Linked DNA regions of Homo sapiens: all the other regions are linked to region 3. Evidence: chromatin contacts called from ENCODE Hi-C or POLR2A ChIA-PET data. All regions are on one chromosome and are shown on one strand. Each heading gives the region's core, a stretch centred on a gene start or an enhancer-like site at or near the end of the contact. The rest is flanking DNA. Distances are from core to core; before and after follow the strand shown.

Region 1 (2,876 bases), core at 277-2,776, 230 kb before region 3:
TTTGCATCCAGCCCACTGTCTGGGGATCCCCGTGCTCACAGGCCTCCATCACAGACCCTGGCACATCCTGAGCCTACCTGCTGGGCTGCCTCATGGAAGAGCTCCTGCACCTGGGACATCTGGGTCATTCTCCAGCAAGCAGGGATCCTGGTGATCTGGACAGGGAGACTGCTCTGGAAGGTAACAGCATCCTTGGTCAGGCTGGCTTCTCCTCTCCTCTCCCCTTGTTGTCCATCCTTTCTCTCTACTAGAATTGTTCAAACTACCAGGCGAGGCCCTGGCTGAGGAAGAAACCTTGTCTACCTCATCTGGAAACTTGGCCGGGTTACCTTTTTGGTACCCAGGTAGATCCCGCTGGTCCTTCAGTGCCCACCTGTGCTCAAACCTTGCTGCCCTAGAACCTCAGGCACTCCCAGCTCTCTCCTTCCCTGAGCTCCTTAAATACGTGAGGGTCAGAGCCAGCTGCCCTGCTGCCCAGCCCTTGAGGACACAGAGTCACACTCCTCTCCCACCCTCAAGTGCCTCGTGAACCCCTCTCTCCAGGAGGAGGGCATCATGACGCACTAGACCTGGCTGCAGGTGGTGAGTGAATGTAGCTGCGCCCTGAGCAGAGGGGAGAGGGGCCATGAGGAGGCTGTTTTGGGGCCCTTCTGGAGCAGGGCCGGAGAAGGGTAGGAGATTGAAGAGGGTGAGTGAGAAAAGGCTGGACAGGACTAGGGCAGCTCCTCAACCCACCCCCAGGCACCCTCCCCTTCGCGCTGGACCTGGCTTTCCTTGAGGGGAGGAGGGAGTTTGTCCCCTTGATCTGTGTGGCGCCTCTCCCCAGCACAGTGCTGCAAGGTAGACGGGGCTCAGGACCCTTTGGTAGAAGGAGGAAGGGGGAGGAAGAGAGCGAGGGGGAGGGTTAGAGCTGATCTTCCTGGGAAGAAGGCGACTAAGGACAGCAGCCAGCGCTGGCGAGGAGGGAAGGCGCCCGGAGCACTGAGTGGGGGGTTGGGAGAGGAGGGTTAGCCCAGTGGGAAGCTGGGAAGGCTGGGGGACTTGGTGGGCTGCAGTCCTGCCAAAAGCCGGGTGACAGGTAGGGAGCCAGAGCACCCGGGTGTCCCCGGCTGCCCGCGCCGCACAGAGCAAGGGACCCCAGGCCTCCGCTCGCCCTTCCCGCCGCCCCGCGGCCTCCGCAGGCCGCCCCGCAGGCCTCCGCCCACATTCACCTGGCTCCTCCGCGGAGCCCCTACCCTCACGTTTGGGCCACGCTGGGACCCGGGCCCCTTGGCACCCCACGCAGACGCGGACCCGCACCCCAAGTACTGGGGCCAGGCCCGTGTGCCGGCGCGCGGGTGACCGGCGGTAGGAGAGGATCCACCTGGGCGGGGAGGTGGGGGCAAAGGTGACCCCAGGCCTGGCTCCTAACTGCGGGCCGGGGAGAGGAACTGTCCCGAGACCACCCTCTCCACCCCCCACAGCCCTTCCGCCCTCACCTGCTCCTGGGACAGCCAGCTCCCAGCGCCCGGCCCGCCCGGTCCCCGCCCCGCCGCCACGTGGCTGCCCCGGCTCGGCTGCGCGGGTCCCAGCTGTCCCGTCCCGGCGGGGGCACCCCTGCCACGCCAGCACCGGGAGTCTCGGGCCCAGGTGGCGAGGAGGCGCTGCAGAGGCTTTCCCTCCGCAAGGGTCGGGCCTTCGCGCCTACCTGGACAAGAACATTCACCTGGGTAGGGGCAGGGCTGGGGGAAAACAGGGAGTAGGGGCCGCAAGCCCACAGGCTCGAAGTGACCAGCCACTGCCTCTCCCCCCTCGACAGTGCAACCAGCGGAAATGCCCAGCCCCGGGACCAGGGGACTAGGGACAGGAGCCTACCCTGTGCGGCTCTGAGGAGTGGCTGTGAGCACTGCACGCAGGACTGAGAAAGCCCGGGATAAGCCCGGAGTGCAGGGAAACCCGCAGCCCCCTGGGCAGATGTGGAGAAGAATCTGGACAAGCTGACCGAGACCCCGGTACCGGGGGTCTCCGTGTGTGCCTGGCTGCGTGATCAGGTGACCCCAGACTCTGAGGGCGTGGAACTGCTTTTGCCAGGAAAGCGCTCTGGGCATGCTGTGTAGGGGTGAATTACCCTTACCCCCTTCACCAAGACCCAGAACTGCCTTTCCTAGGGGTGAAGTAAGGTTTCCAGGGCCTCATGTTGCAGAAAAAAAGAACCCTAAATTAACATACAGAGAGATTAAATTATCTCCATTCCCAATCTGGCATATTTCCTAAACCTTAAATAATTTGAGAGGCTTCCATGTGGGCTTCTGAGAAACAGGAGGGCAGCTGGGAGAACTTCCCACGCCCACAAGCCTTTGTGTGAAAATCCCTAAAAATAGAGGTTGTTCTTCTAAAAACAAAAGGGAAGGCTAAGCCATGGGAACACTGACAGAACCTAACCTCTCGCTTCTGCTCCAGCAAAGACGCGTGTGAAGATATAGAACATCATATTTGCCATTTTTACCATTTTAACTGTACAGTTCAGTGGTATTAATCACACACAATATTGTCCAACCATCATCGCTATTTCCAAAACTTTCATCGTCCCCAATAGACACTCTGTACCCACTAAGTACTAACTCCCCGTTTCGTCTACCCTCAGAGGTAACTCCCCTCATCTACTTCCCGTCTCTATGGATTTACCTATTTTGTGTATTTCATGTAAGTAGAATCATACAATACTTGTCCTTTTGTGTCTGGCTTACTTCACTCAGCATAATGTCCTCAAGGTTCATCCATGTTGTAGCATGTGTCAGAATTTCATTCCCAGCAAAGAAATTTTTAATAACCCATCTCTGCCAGAAAAAAAGACCCCCCAAAAGTTACAGATTAACCATCTGTGAACAAAGGATGAA
Region 2 (3,128 bases), core at 338-2,837, 130 kb before region 3:
ATTATAGTTACCATAATGAAAAATCACAAGAAAGAGACATCTTTTAAGGTGAAACATGAGTAACAGTAAATTGCCAAATAAATAATATTATAGGCATATACGACATGAACAAAAGTAACAGAAAAAACCCATAGTGGACCTAGGCAACTAAATTAATTTGATATGCTTAAAGCATAAAATGGTGGCGAAAGGGGCTGAACTACAGTTAAAAAAAAAAGTTGGATAAGGGACGGGATTATGACGGCTATTTCCGCCCATGCAAAAAAGTACATTTTAGCTGTTTAGTAATGAGGAACCACTGGGGAAGTTTCAGTAAGGGAATGACATGTATACATCTCGTTTGGAAAGATCACTGTAGAAACTATCTGAAAGATACACTGGAGAAGGCGCAGGCTACTGTCAGTCCAATAAAAATGCCAGTCTATTGCAATCTATAGACTACCTCATCCAACAAAAACAGAATGCACATTCTTTTCAAGCTCGCACGTAACATTTCACCAAGGTGGACAACATTCTGGGCCATAAAATACAATCTAACAAACTTAAGAGAATAGCAATCATATGGCGTCTGCTCTAAGACCACAACAGAATTAAACTACAACTAATAACAGAATGGTAGCTAGAAAATATCTCAAAATACTTGGATATTAAACAACACACTTCTAAACAATAATGGTTCAAAGAATTTTTTTTTTTTTTTTTTTTTTTAAAGACAGAGTTTCACTCTGTCACCCAGGCTGGAGTGCAGTGGCACAATCTTGGCTCACTGCAACCTCTGCCTCTGGAGTTCAAGTGATTCTTATGCCTCAGCCTCCCACATAGCTGGGATTACAGGTGCATGCCACCATGCCCGGCTAATTTTTGTATTTTTAGTAGAGATGGGGTTTTGTCATGTTGCCCAAGCTAGTCTCAAACTCCTGAGCTCAAGTAATCCGCCACTTTAGCCTCCCAAAGTGCTGAGATTATAGGCGTGAGGCACCACACCCAGTCCAAAGAAGAAATCTTAACAGAAATTTTAAAATATATTGAACTAAATGAAAATAAAAATACAACTATCAAAATCTATGCAATGTAGCTAATGCAGTGCTTAGAGGAAAATTTATAGTATGAATGCATATATTAGAAACAAAAAATCTAAAATGAATACGCTTCCACTTTAGGAAAGTAGAAAAAGAAGAGCAAATTAAATCCGAAACAAGCAGAAAAAAATTATAAAAATTAGAGCAGAAATAAATGAAACTGAAAATAGGAAATAGAGGGAAAAAAATCAAGAAAATCAAAAGCTGTTTCTTTGAAAATATCAATAAAATAAGCAAGCCTCTACCACTGGGCAGGGGGAAATGCAGAGTTGTTCGAACATGAGTTTCAGTTTCAGTTTTGCAAGATGAAAAAGTTCTAGAGATCTGTTGTACAACAATGTCAATATAGTTTGCACTACTAAAATGGACACTTAAAAATTGTTGCTCTCTCCTCTGCTCGCATTTTCACTCTGCCATGCCCTGCTCTGAAGAGACACCCACCGTTACCCCCAGCAAACAGGCTGGTTTGCAGAGGAAGGCAGCATGCAGCTCCGTTTTGCCCCATTCTCTGAGCAGGCCACAACCCTGACTCAGGGATCCACACAGGCCACAGGCTATGACCTCAACGGTGCCTATGATGATACAATACCACCTATGGAGAAAGCTCTAGGGAAAATGGACATTCAGATAGCTCTTCCTTCTGGATGTTACAGAAGAGTAGCTCCATGGTTTGGATTAGCTGCAAAACACTTTATTGATAGATGAAGATTACTGAGGAAATGTTGGTGCTGTACTGTTTAATTTTGGCAAAAAAAAGTTTAAAGTCAGAAAAAGTGATCGTATTGCACAGCTCATTTGTGAATGAATTTTTAATCCAGAAATAGAAGTTCAAGCTTTGGATGATGCTGAAAGGCATTCAGAAGAGTTAGGTTCTATTAGAAAGTATTAAAATTTATGCTAAGAATAGAAAATGAGAACTCATACCTTTTTCTTAAAAGAGTTTTTGCTTAAAGCATTTTGGTAAAACTTCTGTAATCTTAATAGCTTTACCTTCTAAAAGTACTGCATTTTCTTATGATCAAAGAAAAGAGTACCTCTGTTCAGATCACACAGAAATTTTTTCTGCTGATAGTTGTATGTAAATCTGCTTTGTCCTGATATAAGACAGTGTCTTTTTAAAATCAAATGTACATCAATTACAGACCCCAAAAAACCCTATATAATTTAACTTAGTAAATGATACACCAAAAAAAAGGGAATTGTTAAGACAGTAATTTTTTTAAATTACTGTCTTAAGACAAGAAAAAAAGAAAAAAAGAGAAAACACAAATTACTAATATCAGAAATCAAAGAGAGGACATCACTATAAACCCCTGGACATTAAAAGGATAATAAAACAATACTATGAACTTTGTTCCCACAAATTTGACAACTTTATCAAAATAGACCAATTCCTTGGAAGACACAATCTGTCAAAACTCACACAAGAAGAATCAGATAATCTGAAGAGACCTATATTTATAGGAGAAATCAAATCAACAATAACTTTCCAAAACAGAAAGCACCAGACCCAAAGCAGTTCACTGGTGAATTCTACCAAACATTTAAGGAAGAAATTACATCAGTTCTCTACAATCTCTTCCAGAAGATATAAGCAGAGGGAATACTTGCTAATTTATTCTATGAGACCAGCATTACCCTAATACCAAAAACAGACAAAGACATCAAGAAAACTATAGACTAATATTTCTCATGAACACAAATGTAAAAATCCTCAAAATATGATCAAATCAAATCCAACCACATCTAAAAAGAACTATATACCACAAACAAGCAGGATTTATTCCAGGTATGAAAGTTGCTTCCATATTCAAAAATCAACTAATGTAATCCATTACATCATCAGGCTAAAGAGGAAAAAGTTACTGCAATGGGCTAGGTAAAGCTGGTGAATGTATGTATCAGAGCACAACTACAAGTAGTTATCCGCTCATTCACACCATGTGCCAACACCTGGACTACAGTGAAAAGTAAGACAAAACTCCTGTCCTTATGGAGTCTACAATCCATCAGAGAAGCATCGTACAAGTAAATCACAAGTCCCTATCA
Region 3 (3,194 bases), core at 520-3,019:
CAAAAACTGACAACCCTGCAAGGAGAAATGGACAAGTTCAACTTTAGGAGACTTTAATACACCTCTCCCAGTAATTTATAGATCAAGTCAACAGTAACAACAACAACAAAAAGTCAGGAGACTGATTTGAGTAATAACTCCGTTTACTGCAATACCTCAGTCTCAGTGAATTGATTTTGTCTGTGCACTTATCAGGCAATTACAATAATTTGTTAGAATGACTCACAAACCCAGGGAATGCTTACTTATTATTCCTGATTTATTACAAAGGAAAATTTAAAGGATGCCAATAAACAGCCAGATGGAAGAGACGTGAGAAATAAAAATAAAATCCTGAGTACCTCCAACAACAACAACAACGACAAAAAATCAGTAAGAAAAAAAGAGGGCGGGCGTGATGGCTCATGCCTATAATCCCAGCACTTTGGGAGGCTGAGACGGGTGGATCACCTGAGGTCAGGTGTTCAAGACCAGCCTGGCCAACATGGAGAAACCCCATCTCTACTAAAAATATGAAAAGTAGCCGGTCGTGGTGGCAGGCACCTATAATCCCAGCTACTCAGGAGGCTGAGGCAAGAGAATCGCTTAAACTCTGGAGGCGGAGGTTGCAGTGAGCTGAGATTGTGCTACTGTACTCCAGCCTGGGTGACAGAGTGAGACTCAGTCTCAAAAAATAAAAAAAATTTAAAGAAGAAAAGATTTGAACAATAGAATTTAGAAGCTTAATATGAGGGCCCTGCATAGTACACTGCACCCTACAGCTGGAGAATACATGTTCTTTTCAAACACATCTGGGATGTCTGGGCACAGTGGCTCAAACCTGTAATCCCAGCATTTTGTGAGGCTGAGGCGGGCAGATTGTTTGAGCCCAGGAGTTCCATACTAGCCTGAGCAACATAGGGAGACCTCCAACTCTACAAAAAATTAGAAAATGAACCAGGTATGGTGGTGTGAGCCTGTAGCCCTAGCTACAGAAGCTGAGGTGGGAAGATCACTTGAGCCTGGGAGGTCGAGGCTGCAGAGAGCCGAGATCACACCACTGCACTCCAGACTGGGCGACTGAGCAAGACCCTGTCTCTAAAACAACAACAAAGACAGATAGAAGATTTATAAAACTTAACTACACACACACACACACACACACACACACACACACACATAAACGCAAATCAACTATTTCAGTATGTGGGGCTAAATTCTAAGGGGAAGTACAGGGAGTTTTGGGAGTCAGAGGCTCAGGGACGATCTCCCAGAGAAGGTTATGACTGGGCTGAGTTTGTGAAGATAAGTTATCCAGCTAAAGGAGGTGGGGCTGGAGGCTGAGCTATCTCAGGCAGGGCATACAGCAGGTCTGAGGGCCCCTAGGCAAACAGAAGTGAGTTTAGGGAACTGCAAATCCCTTCCCAGAATTCACCTCTTGCTTCCAGGCAGGGGCCCTGACATGCATCTGCAGGGGCCCCACTAAAAGCTATCGGTCAGTTTCCATCTCTAACAGGAGATGGGGGTCTTCAGTTACCATCCAGCCAGGGCATGTCCCCCAGAAAGGAACATGAGCTGGGCCCGAAAAGGAGCTGCCCAGAGCTCCAATGTCAGGCAGGATTGGGGAGCTCCCTGCAGGTGGGCAGGATGCAGGACCCCTGAGGCCCCACCACCTCCTAAGGAAGCCCCCTCCCCATCCTCTACTACTCCTAAAAAGCCTGGAGGGCCTCCCTGCAGGCTGGCTCAAGCAACATGGACTCCCAGCCCTTGCCCCGCCCAGGCTCACACATAGTTTCTCTGGGGCTCAGGCAATGTTAACACAGCTATCACTGGCTTCCTGCTCACCATGCCAAGCTGTCACACACGTGAGCTCAGGTCTAGGAAAGAACTCTAGAGGGGTTTGGAACACTACCTGTCCAAAGTCTCTGAGTAAGTGAAATGCAGTGTTTAGCCCAAACCTTCATTTTAGCTAAGTGCCTTCCTGTGTCCTCCCCAAGAACCACTCTCAGGGTACCCTCTCACCTGGTGTGGGGCCTCACTTTACCCTCCTTTCAGTCTCTCCTTCCTGACTACTGAGCAGGCAGGGAGATGTGAGAGCCAGAGAGATTTGGGCAAGCCACACAGGCCCATTAGCTCAGCAGCTATGGAGAGAGAAGCCATAAAGAAGGAGTCTTGTCTGGAAAGCAGAAACCTGGACGGACTGGCTGTGTGGCCAAGAGCAAGTCACTTCCCCTCTCTGGTCCTCAGTTTCTTCCTTTTTAAAATAACAGGAAATCATCTCTAAGCTTATTTCTAGCTGAAGATTCTGGGATCTTATTTAAAGAATTGGGTCTATTTCAAAAGTCGACTTAGTTTTTTTGAGGTGGGGGACAGGGTCTCCCTATGTTGCCCTGGTTGGTCTCAAACTCCTGGACTCAAGGGGTCCTCTGCCTCAGCCAGCTTCAGGAAGTTCGTAATTGGAGGATATTGTCCCTTTTGTTGCTTTTCTGGGGCTGTTGCAAGGTGGAAAGAAACAGAGGTGGGCATCCTTGAGCCACTGCTGAGCCATGACTAGGAATTAGACTTCGCAAGGGAGCTGCGTGCAGTGGCTCACACCTGTAGTCCCAGCACTTTGGGAGGCTGAGGCAGGAGGATAGCTTGAGCCCAGGAATTCAAGACCAGCCTGGGTAATGTGGCAAGACCCTGTATCTACTAAAAATAAAAAAATTATCTGGGTTTGGTGGTGCGTGCCTGTAGTCCCAGCTCCTAGGGAGGCTGAGGTGGGAGGATCGTTTGAGGCCAGGAGGCAGAGGCTGCAGTGAGCCAAAATTGCACCACTGCACTCCAGCCTGGTGACAGAGGGAGACCCTGTCTCAAAAAACAACCAACCAACCAACCAACCCAAAACACCCAAATGATGATGCAGTGAGTATCTCAGTGCTCGAATGAGAGCATATCTGTAGGTTAAATTTCATGGGAATGCTTTAAAATAAAGTTTTATGTCTTATTTTAGGGTAAGTAATCTCCCAAATAGCTGAGACTACAGGAGCATACCACCCAGCCTGGCTAATTTTTAAATTTTTTTTATAGAGATGGTGTCCTACTATGTTGCCCAGACTGGTCACAAACTCCTGGGCTCGAGCAATCCTCCTACCTTAGCCTCCCAAAGTGCTGGGATTATAGGCATGAGCCACCATACCTGGCCATCATCTGTGATAGCCCCAAACTGGAAATCA
Region 4 (3,070 bases), core at 456-2,955, 160 kb before region 3:
CACTAATAAAACCTTGGAAGCTGGTTAAGTAAGATCTCATCACGGCCTTCTCCTCTGTAATGCTTATGCGTGATGGAGTTCCTAAGTCTTCAGTTAGGGTGAACACAGGTATATTTTCAATTTCAAATTCTCATATATGCAGGAAAAAAGCCTTTAGACATGATCTAATATCAATCAGTATGGGGCTAATTAAATAAATCATGGAAAATGAATACAATTTAATATTATGTGGTTGTGAAATAAAATGACAAAGCTCTCTATATACTTATATGAAAAGCGTGTCAGGATTTGTTAAGTTAAAAAAAAAAAAGGCAAAGTTTAGAACCCAGTGTATAGTTTTGCTAACTTTTGTATATAAAAGGTACATATAGGAATATATATTTGCATAGGCATAAAAACTACTTGAGAAGGATATATATACAGAAGTATATAACCTTGATTGTGATGGCTGGGGAACTGGGCAGACAAGAGATAAAATGGGAGGGAGGTTTTACACTGTCCACTTAACACATTTTTTTGAACCATGTAAGTGGTTACCTATTACTAAAAAAAAAAGAGAACACTAACTTTTCAAGTTACAATATGGTAGAATTTATGGTCTGTTTCAGTCTAGGATCACTAAGGTTATTCTAGAACTACTAAATTATTATTAAACATATTCCTAAGAATATTTGTCAAATAAATAAATTAGAAGTGGGTATGGGGTCCATCTGGGGCATAAGTACTGAATAAGAAAATTATTCAGCACTTATAAATTCAGTTTTTTAAAAAATAGAAGTGGGTAAAAAGAAGGAAGACAAGAGACAAAGCAACCTTGTCTTTCTGGGCTTATTGAGATTAAGAGTATTGCAAGCCTGGTTTGGATGGTACCACAGAGAAACTCACCTTAGGCTGCATGTATTCCAATTTATCAACAACTTGTTCAATGTGCAACATTAAGCTGCCTTTTGGCCAGGCATGGTGGCTCAAGCCTGTAATCCCAGCACTTTGGGTGGCTGAGGTGGGTGGCTCACTTCAGTTCAGGAGTTCGAGACCAGCCTGGGCAAAATGAGGAAACCCCGTCTCCACTAAAATACAAAAATTAGCCAGGTGTGGTGGCACACACCTGTACTCTCAGCTACTTGGGAGGCTGAGGATGGGAGGATCACTTGGGCCAGGAGGTCAAGGCTGCAATGAGCCATCATCATGCCACTGCACTCCAGCCTGGGCAATACAGTAAAACCCATCTCAAAAAAAAAAAAAAATTGCCTTTCATCAGACATGTGGAAGAGTGAAAATAATGATTCCTTTTTCATTATTGACGAAAGCAAAAAAAAAAAAAAAAAGGCACAACATTATGCTGAAACAGCAAAGAAAACTAGAAGATCTGATCAGGAGGGGTATGGCCAGTGAGAGGGAAACAATGCTGTAGGTGTGGGCATACAGAATGGGAGCTAAGAAACTGTCCAACAAAGGTAGAGAAATCTGGGAAATAAATATAAAGAACTGTGGAAACTGATTAGGGCCTGCAAACACACAGCTATGACCCCTTCTCAAACCTAGAAAAGGGCAGTACGTAAGGGAAAAAAGCTTTAATCCTTAAAACATTTTTACTTTAAATTCAAGAAGACAGTTCAGCCTATACTATATGCAGATCAGTGGTAATTATTATGCAAATTATACAGGGCATTTGGATTCTGGGCAAACAGCCAATGTGGTCAACAATGCTTCAAAGTCTATGCACCAAAGTCATGGAAGGGAAACATTTGGCAGGAGAATGGAAGTGGGTGTCACAGCTTCCTGAGGAGAGTCAAAGAAAGTGGAAAGCTTCATCTCTGGGCCAGTCAGTTTTGAATTTTTTCAACCCCTCCAAGTCACATAATAATAAGCAAGTTAACACTGTGCAAAAGGAAAACACACAAAATCTTTTAAAATATGACTCAAAATATTTTATACATAAAACAAACAAAAAGATGTTAAATACTTATATAAAATGGAACTAAAAACAAGACAGCACCAGGTATTTTTTTTCATGTATGTTGATAACAAATAAGAAAATCCAACTGCCAAAAAACATGGCACTTCAATAGCTTTCTGTGGCATAGCAACTGCAAGGAAAGGCTTTGTAAAGAACAAATCTGGCCCAAGTTGCTTAATGTGAAACGGATGTAATCCTTGACTGTACAAAGCCCTTTTATGAAGAGTTAAGGAGTTCTAGGTCATTGTTTTCTGGCACTGGAGGTACTGCTGCCTTTCATTGTAGATTCAAGCCTTAATTCAAGGTGAATTTTATGGATGAAACAGCTACCACTGCCTTGTGGATAAACACACAGGAAAATCTAGCTTTTTTTAAGTTCAAAGACAGAAACACCAAATTCTTGGACATTTTATATTTTCCTTACTTTCTTTTTAGGCCAGAGTAATAAAGGACATAGAGTAAACTCATCTTGACTCAGATGAGCATCAATGGCCCTTCCAATTTGTAACCTGTTTTAAATATATCCAACTGATTTTTATTCACCCTTATAATCTCAGTGTTCAAAATGGTATCTGGAGCATAGTGGAGACTCTATACCTGTCAAAGGACCTGGCTGCCTGCTGTCCATAACAATTACTCCTCCTAGCTTACCACTTTCTTGTTTTTTAAATTTGTTGCTAAAAGCAATACTTTACTTTTCAATTTTTTAGTCTTCAGATAACTGAGTAGTGAGAGAAGCGGGTAGGCAAAGAATAAAATCCCTTAGCAGAACACAAATAGCACACTAACGCAGGCAAAATTTTCTTCCCCGGTATAGACTTGCCTTCTTTTCTTGCTCACACCTTTTCAAGATCTTTTAGTAGAATGTGATCTACCAGCTGAGTGTGTTTGCCTTAGAGATTAGCAGTCTTACCTGCAACTGGTTCCATAAAACATCTTTGCTTTTCTTTTTTCCCCAACATATGGACACCATTACAACTGAAGAATTTTATGTTTAAAATTTTGAATTCTAAGATGCCTGCTAGACATCTTCAGATGCTTTATCTTGCCCCTTGTCATTGCTACTTCAGGAGAAATATGGTATATTACATAGACCAAGCAATCAGGTTTTAG

Evidence for each region. Hi-C counts contacts between places; a loop is a spot of excess contacts on that map. ChIA-PET counts read pairs that join two places held with the same protein, here RNA polymerase II (POLR2A). Pooled maps may share reads with other maps.
Region 1: a loop to region 3 is called in a map of endothelial cell of umbilical vein, with 3 times the contacts of the local background. The contact joins the promoter of SLC12A8 here to the enhancer-like site in region 3. A Hi-C loop is called at or near these places in 8 of 168 maps with a recorded cell type or tissue (Caco-2, GM13976, MCF 10A and 5 more), 29 of 37 single-sample maps with no recorded cell type and 14 of 50 pooled maps. POLR2A ChIA-PET finds 5 or more read pairs at or near these places in 3 of 52 experiments (A673, activated CD4-positive, alpha-beta T cell and activated T-cell).
Region 2: a loop to region 3 is called in a pooled map, with 2.0 times the contacts of the local background. The contact joins two enhancer-like sites. A Hi-C loop is called at or near these places in 6 of 50 pooled maps. POLR2A ChIA-PET finds 5 or more read pairs at or near these places in 2 of 52 experiments (MCF 10A and RWPE1).
Region 4: a map of PC-9 shows a loop between it and region 3 (2.6-fold over the local background). The contact joins two enhancer-like sites. A Hi-C loop is called at or near these places in 2 of 168 maps with a recorded cell type or tissue (GM12878 and PC-9), 2 of 37 single-sample maps with no recorded cell type and 2 of 50 pooled maps. POLR2A ChIA-PET finds 5 or more read pairs at or near these places in 2 of 52 experiments (PC-9 and activated T-cell).

Annotation. Positions count from the first base shown.
Region 1 is chr3:125,211,222-125,214,097 of GRCh38, forward strand. It overlaps SLC12A8 (solute carrier family 12 member 8), which reads right to left and starts at 1,527. Exons shown (of 14, transcript NM_024628.6): 1 at 1,479-1,527; 2 at 78-173. The coding sequence starts at 128. RefSeq lists an enhancer at 648-1,247 and silencers at 1,139-1,188, 1,199-1,418, 1,459-1,608.
Region 2 is chr3:125,309,389-125,312,516 of GRCh38, forward strand. All of the region lies in intron 4 of ZNF148 (zinc finger protein 148), which reads right to left. It also overlaps the pseudogene DUTP1. Among named protein-coding and RNA genes, the nearest start is that of ZNF148, 64 kb to the right of the region's middle. Within about 2 kb of position 1,588, at least 7 of the 41 ENCODE cell types and tissues checked have a DNase peak (open chromatin) inside an H3K27ac peak, as active enhancers do.
Region 3 is chr3:125,439,007-125,442,200 of GRCh38, forward strand. No RefSeq gene overlaps it. Among named protein-coding and RNA genes, the nearest start is that of ZNF148, 65 kb to the left of the region's middle. Within about 2 kb of position 1,770, at least 3 of the 41 ENCODE cell types and tissues checked have a DNase peak (open chromatin) inside an H3K27ac peak, as active enhancers do.
Region 4 is chr3:125,279,451-125,282,520 of GRCh38, forward strand. All of the region lies in intron 5 of ZNF148 (zinc finger protein 148), which reads right to left. Among named protein-coding and RNA genes, the nearest start is that of SLC12A8, 68 kb to the left of the region's middle. Within about 2 kb of position 1,706, at least 2 of the 41 ENCODE cell types and tissues checked have a DNase peak (open chromatin) inside an H3K27ac peak, as active enhancers do.